Regions from separate parts of the Homo sapiens genome. Here region 1 is linked to region 2. A link is a loop called in an ENCODE intact Hi-C map of the cell type or tissue named here. Cell type or tissue: B cell. All regions are shown on one strand. Each heading gives the region's core, and the rest is flanking DNA. Links, peaks and the distances in the headings are about the cores only. Region 1 overlaps TLE1-DT (TLE1 divergent transcript). Region 2 overlaps TLE1 (TLE family member 1, transcriptional corepressor).

Region 1 (2,912 bases), core at 97-2,596, 73 kb before region 2:
CATTTTACAATCCTCTTGCTAGCTACAGAGTGCTGATTGATGCATTTTTACAGAGTGCTGATTGGTGCATTTTACAATCCCCTTGCTAGCTACAGAGCGCTGATTGGTGTGTTTTACAGTCCTAGCTACAGAGTGCTGATTGGTGCATTTTACAATCCTCTTGCTAGACAGAAAAGTTCTCCAAGTCTCCACTTGACCCAGGAAGTCCAGCTGGCTTCGCCTCTCACTGGGTTCAAGCAATTCTTCTGCCTCAGCCTCCTGAGTAGCTGGGATTACAGGCACCTGCCACTATGCCCAGCTAATTTTTGTATTTTTAGTAGAAACGGGGTTTCACCATGTTGGTCAGGCTGGTCTTGAACTCCTGACCTCAAGCAATCCACCTGCCTCAGCCTCCCAAAGTGTTGGGATTACAGGTGTGAGCCACCGTGCCAGGGGAGACAGGGTCTCATTCTGTTGCTCAGGCTAGAGTCCAGAGTGGCGTGATCACTGCAGCCTTGACCTCCCAGGCTCAGGTGATTCTCCCACCTTCTCCCAACTTAGCCTCCCTAGTAGCTAGAACTACAGGTATGCACCACTGCACCTGGCTAATTTTTTAATTTTTATTTTTGTAGAGACAAGATTTCACTATATTGCCCAAGCTGGTCTTGAACCCCTAGGTTCAAGCAATCCTCCTGCCTTGGCCTCCCAAAGTGCTGGAATTACAGATATGAGCCACCAAGCCTAGCCTGCATGCTAGTTTTATGACCTTGGGACAGTGATTTAACTTCAGCTTTCTCATCTAAAATGGAAACATTAAAAATACCTACTTCATGGGAATGTTGTATGAATTTAAAAAAAAATGCATGTAAAGTGCTTGAAAACAGGCCTGTCCTATAGCAAACACTTCATAGATATTAATTATTATTGTTGTTGTTATTAGACTACCTGAAAATCAAAGAAGAGAGCATCACACCTTTTTCTACCTTTTACTATCCCATCCACTCTAACTCAACAGAACTCACTTCAATTCAGTTTATATTGATTGGGCATCTCTAGGGGCCAGGCAACATGCTCAAATCTGGGCAGAGTAGATGCTTAAAGCATATTTCTGGCTGTACAGAGTCCCCTACTGCAGAGACCTAACCCCCTGGGAAGATTCTATGCTGGTAGCATTTCCCAAAGGTTCTGTGGCTCATTTCTACCCAAGTTCACTTCTGGTGCTATTAGAAATTCTACAGAGTTCACTCTTGTGCCAGTGTGTGAACACAGGCAAATCTCTCTGGTGGGGTTCTCATCAGAGGAGCCTGGCAAGGTAAAAAAGAGGAAGCAGGTTGAAGGCTGTGTTTATTTTTTGTTGTGGATATTGTGTTGTGTTTCACTGGGGTGCCAGTCTACTTGACGTAAACAGAAACAACCTGTGTAGTCTTGTGTGACACTGGTATTGTTTTAAGTCAACATTAGGAGGTGGGACAAGAGAAAATGGCTGTTAATTAGAACTTAAGCCCCAAGCTCTCTCTATATACAATGGGGCACCTGTGGAGCTGTCCAAGCTGAACAGCTGTTTGGAGGTCATTTGTAACCAAGATAAACTGCTACGGACAGTATTGAAAACGATAGTCACCTCCTTCGTGACAGAATTCACTGTCACCGTTGTCTTTAATAACTCCTATTTTTACTGTTCACATCTAGCACTGCACCAATGGATGAGCTGAGAACCTCTTCAAAAGGAACTTGTGAAAAATGTAAAGGAAATATTACTGCTAAATAGGCAAGGCTAATGTTCTTGCAATTGTGGAAAACAAAACTGAAAACAAAACACACCACCAAAGTCCTAAAGCAGTGTTTTTGCATTCATTTTCTCCCTCCATCCTTCCTTCCTGAATAAGCAGCTAACGGAGAACAGCCTGATAGGCATTCCTCTTCCCTTCCAGATAGAGAACTGGGTGCTCTGCAGCTGGGCTTCTGTCCTGTCCATACCCGGCAGGACACAGCTGGTAAAAGAGGAAGAAGAGACTGGGTGCAGGTGGCTCACGCCTGTAATCCCGGCACTTTGGGAGGCCGAGACTGGCAGATCACCTGAGGTCGGGAGTTCCAAGACCAGCCTGACCAAGATGGAGAAACCCTGTCTCTACTAAAAAAATAAAATAAAATACAAAATTAGCCAGGCGTGGTGGCACATGCCTGTAATCCCAGCTACTCGGGAGGCTGAGGCAGGAGAATTGCTTGAACCCAAGAGGTGGAGGTTGCGGTGAGCTGAGATCGCACCATTGCACTCCAGCCTGGGCAACAAAAGCGAAACTGTCTGAAAAAAAAAAAAGGCCGGGCGCAGTGGCTCACACCTGTAATCCCAGCACTTTGGGAGGCTGAGGCGGGTGGATCACGAGGTCAGGAGATTGAGACCATCCTGGCTAACACGGTGAAACCCCGCCCCCCCGTCTCTACTAAAAATACAAAAAATTAGCCGGGCGTGGTGGTGGGTGCCTGTAGTCCCAGCTACTCGGGAGGCTGAGGCAGGAGAATGGCGTGAACCCGGGAGGCGGAGCTTGCAGTGAGCCGAGATTGCGCCACGGCACTCCAGCCTGGGCGACAGAGCGAGACTCCATCTCAAAAAAAAAAAAAAAAAAAAAAAAAAGAGGAAGCAAGAAGAGCAAGGGTAGAGGAAGCAGGAACTCCGCAGTGAGCAGGGAGGTTAGGCAGCCCTGTACCATGTACAGTGTCATGTGGGAGGTAAGGACCCTTCCCCACATGATTGTTTCTGGGCAGAATCCAGCATGGTTAATAGCATGGGCTGGCACCCAAAGTGCTTGGCTTTGAGTCCTGGCTCAGCCATTTACCTTGCATAAGTAATTTAGCCTCTCTGTGCCTCAGCTTCCCCATCTGTAAAATGGGGATAACAGTAGCACCTGCCTTCTAGAGTTGTGATGAAATTAAAG
Region 2 (2,912 bases), core at 270-2,769:
TTCTTAAACCAAAATAAATTCCAGTTAAATAGTTAAGCATAAAAAGTGCAGCCATAGCACACTAGAAGAAAAGTAAGAATGGCTTTTATGATATTGATGTGTTCTAATCTTTACCTAAAGGCCAGGAGCATAGGAAGAAAATGCTTTCATTTGACCACATAAAGACTTAAAGTTCTATACAGCAAAAAAATCATATTAAGCAAGGTTGAAAGACAAGTGGCAAGCTGAGCAAACTCTGATAAAGGGTTAATATTTGTCCCATTCAAGGAAGCACCACCAAAGGACAAAAATGATTAAGCAACAATGGAAGAATGGAGAAAGGAAACATAGAGTGGAGCAATAAATACATGAAAAGATGTTTAACTAGAGGAAGAATTCAAGTAATGCAAATAAAAATGAGGTCATTTTTTAATCCATTAGATGGATGAAGATTAAAGGAAGGTCAACAAAACTCAATATTGACACTGGGTGGGAGAGCAGGAACCCTCCTAAACTCGCAATAATTGGTACAGCTTTTCTGCTGGGCAGTTTGGCAGCATGCATTGCAACTTAAAATATGCATACACTTTGACCCAGCAGTTTCACATCTAGGGATTCCTTTTAGAGATCTGTGTGGAGGCGTATTTGACAGAGTTGTTAATTGTGCAAAATTAAATGAAACATAAATATTCACTGGTGTCAATAGTACTTAGACATCTATATGCTTGTATGGTGGAATGTTTCAAGGTACTTGTTAATCTGTATTGACTGGGATGGTGTCCCTGACACATGTTTGATTAACAAATTATAGAAAGGCAGGGTATGTAACGGAAACCCCTTGGTATTAAAATGTGTCTCTCACTCTGGGCTTCTGTGCACATAAGTGAGAACCTGGAATGATGGTATCCTAAAATCACCAATATGTTACCCATGCTTATCCTTGGATGATGGGCTCAGGGTTATTTTAACTTTCTTTTATATTTCTGTATATGTATCTGTGTGCATGTGTATGAGTTCAAAGTGAGCATATATCATTTTTAAAACTGGAAACCTTCAATGTGAATTTCCGAGAAGAGGAATGTACAGAGTGTTGCAGGAATGTGTGGTAGGTAGGGAGTTGGGAGCAAGGACCTAAGTAGGATACCTACCAAAGGCATCTCTACTCCTTTACATGCACTCAAATAGACAGTGCAGAACCCTGTTGCAAAGGAAAGCCTTGCCCATGCTTTCGAGGAGAGCCATGACCTTGAGGTAGCTTGAGTGGGTGGCTGTGATCAAATGAACTGGGTGGGGCTGACCCAGTTCTGTTTTTGTACCTGGTACAGCTGCACCCTTTTTGCATATATCTGCCTCGCTGGCTAAAGCAAGGTCATGCACGGGCTTCCTCTCTCTACCAGTCATTTCCCCTTCTAGTACATTTTGTCCAAGGCATGGTCTGTCTGTAACCTTGTCTCATTGGTGGTCAGGGAGAATTGGGTTGGGTCAGACTAAATCCAATCTTATAAAACCAAAGACTTTGCTTAGTTAATTCAGATCATCTTAGAAGATACAAGGCTGCTGTTTTTTATATGCTTGATTGTAAAGTTCCTGGGGTTTTGTTCTTTTCTTTTCTTTTTTTTTTTTTTTTTGAGACAGGGTCTTGCTCTGTCGCCTTGGCTGGAGTATAGTGGCGCGATCTCAGCTCACCGCAGGCTCGACTTTGTTCCTGGGATTTCTACTTTGTCTTTTTCCATTCTCTATTTCTCAAGGTCATGGACTGCGTGCTTTTAAGTTTTTTTCTTGTGATCCTTTTCATTGCTTAATTCAGTAATATAGGTGGCATTTAGTAAGCATTGACAAAATGATGAAATAAGTAAGGTCAAGGATGGGCCTCTTTACAGATGACTTTTTTTTTCTTTTTTAAAAAAGCAGAACTGGTTCTTCCTAGGTAGAGGAAAGCAGAGCTGCTTTGCATTGCTGTAGGGTGTTGGAGGTGCTGCAGGTGGACCCTTCCCTGGGCTAGAAGTAGAGTACCCTCTGTTCCCTCTCTTGCCAGTTTTTGTCCCTTGTAGCAGAGGGACTGCTGTGGATGTGGAGCGGAGCAAAGGTTTTTCCAGCCTTCTTTATTTTTTTTATTTTTTGAGGTGGAGTCTCACTGTCGCACAGGCTGGAGTGCAGTGGCGTGATCTCGGCTCACTGCAGCCTGCACCTCCCTCGTTCAAGCAGTTCTCTGCCGCAGCCTCCCGAGTAGCTGGTATTACAGGCGCCCACCATCACGCCCGGCTAATTTTTGTATTTTGAGTAGAGACGGGGTTTCACCATCTTGGCTAGGCTGGTCTTGAACTCCTGACCTCATAATCCACATGCCTTGGCCTCAGAAAGTGCTGGGATTACAGGCGCGAGCCACCGCACCCGGCCTTTCCTGCCTTCTTTAAAACAGCCCGTGCTATAGACACTAAGGACACCTTTTATTATGTTCAGCTGACCCCTGGGCCCTGTCGGTGAGGTCTTTGAGTTTGTTACTGAACTGTGGCGAAACTTTCCGAATACTCAGGATATCATGACTTGACCATCACCCTCTAGACTGGAATGTTTTTAGTCATGTTTTCTTGGTTTGTTTGAAAGTTTGAGACTTAGGGAAGCTATGAACAATAAAATCCTTTTTCAGTTGTACAAGAGCTGGGACAAGTGGCAAAGAGGTCAGCAGGCCTTTCTTCTACTCTATCACCTTAGGCCTCATCTTTGAAAGGTGGACTGCTTTGACAGTGCTGCAGCTGCAGTGGCTTCTGACACCCGCTTGAATGAACTTGCAATAATGACATAAATGTGTCATGGTGTGCCATCATTGAAAAAGTACACTTGGCTGGGTGCAGTGGCTCACGCCTGTAATCCCAGCACTTTGGGAGGCCGAGGCGGGCGGATCACGAGGTCAGGAGATCGAGACCATCCTGGCT

What was found. Peaks named below come from ENCODE experiments on the same cell type or tissue, not always from the same donor. Only the 100,000 strongest peaks of a DNase experiment are listed, where the experiment ranks them.
Region 1: a loop joins it to region 2, with 16 times the contacts of the local background. A loop is called at or near these places in 1 of 110 quality-filtered maps.

The regions. Positions count from the first base shown.
Region 1 is chr9:81,727,838-81,730,749 of GRCh38, reverse strand. All of the region lies in intron 1 of TLE1-DT (TLE1 divergent transcript), which reads right to left. Among named protein-coding and RNA genes, the nearest start is that of TLE1-DT, 40 kb to the right of the region's middle. In B cell, for the core only: no CTCF peak of the experiment used is centred there; DNase peaks (open chromatin) are centred at 1,379 and 1,809; H3K4me3 peaks cover 1,162 bases; H3K27ac peaks cover 738 bases.
Region 2 is chr9:81,654,548-81,657,459 of GRCh38, reverse strand. The region is part of intron 4 of TLE1 (TLE family member 1, transcriptional corepressor); the gene reads left to right. Among named protein-coding and RNA genes, the nearest start is that of TLE1, 34 kb to the left of the region's middle. In B cell, for the core only: no CTCF peak of the experiment used is centred there; DNase peaks (open chromatin) are centred at 1,339 and 1,869; H3K4me3 peaks cover 1,915 bases; H3K27ac peaks cover 2,041 bases.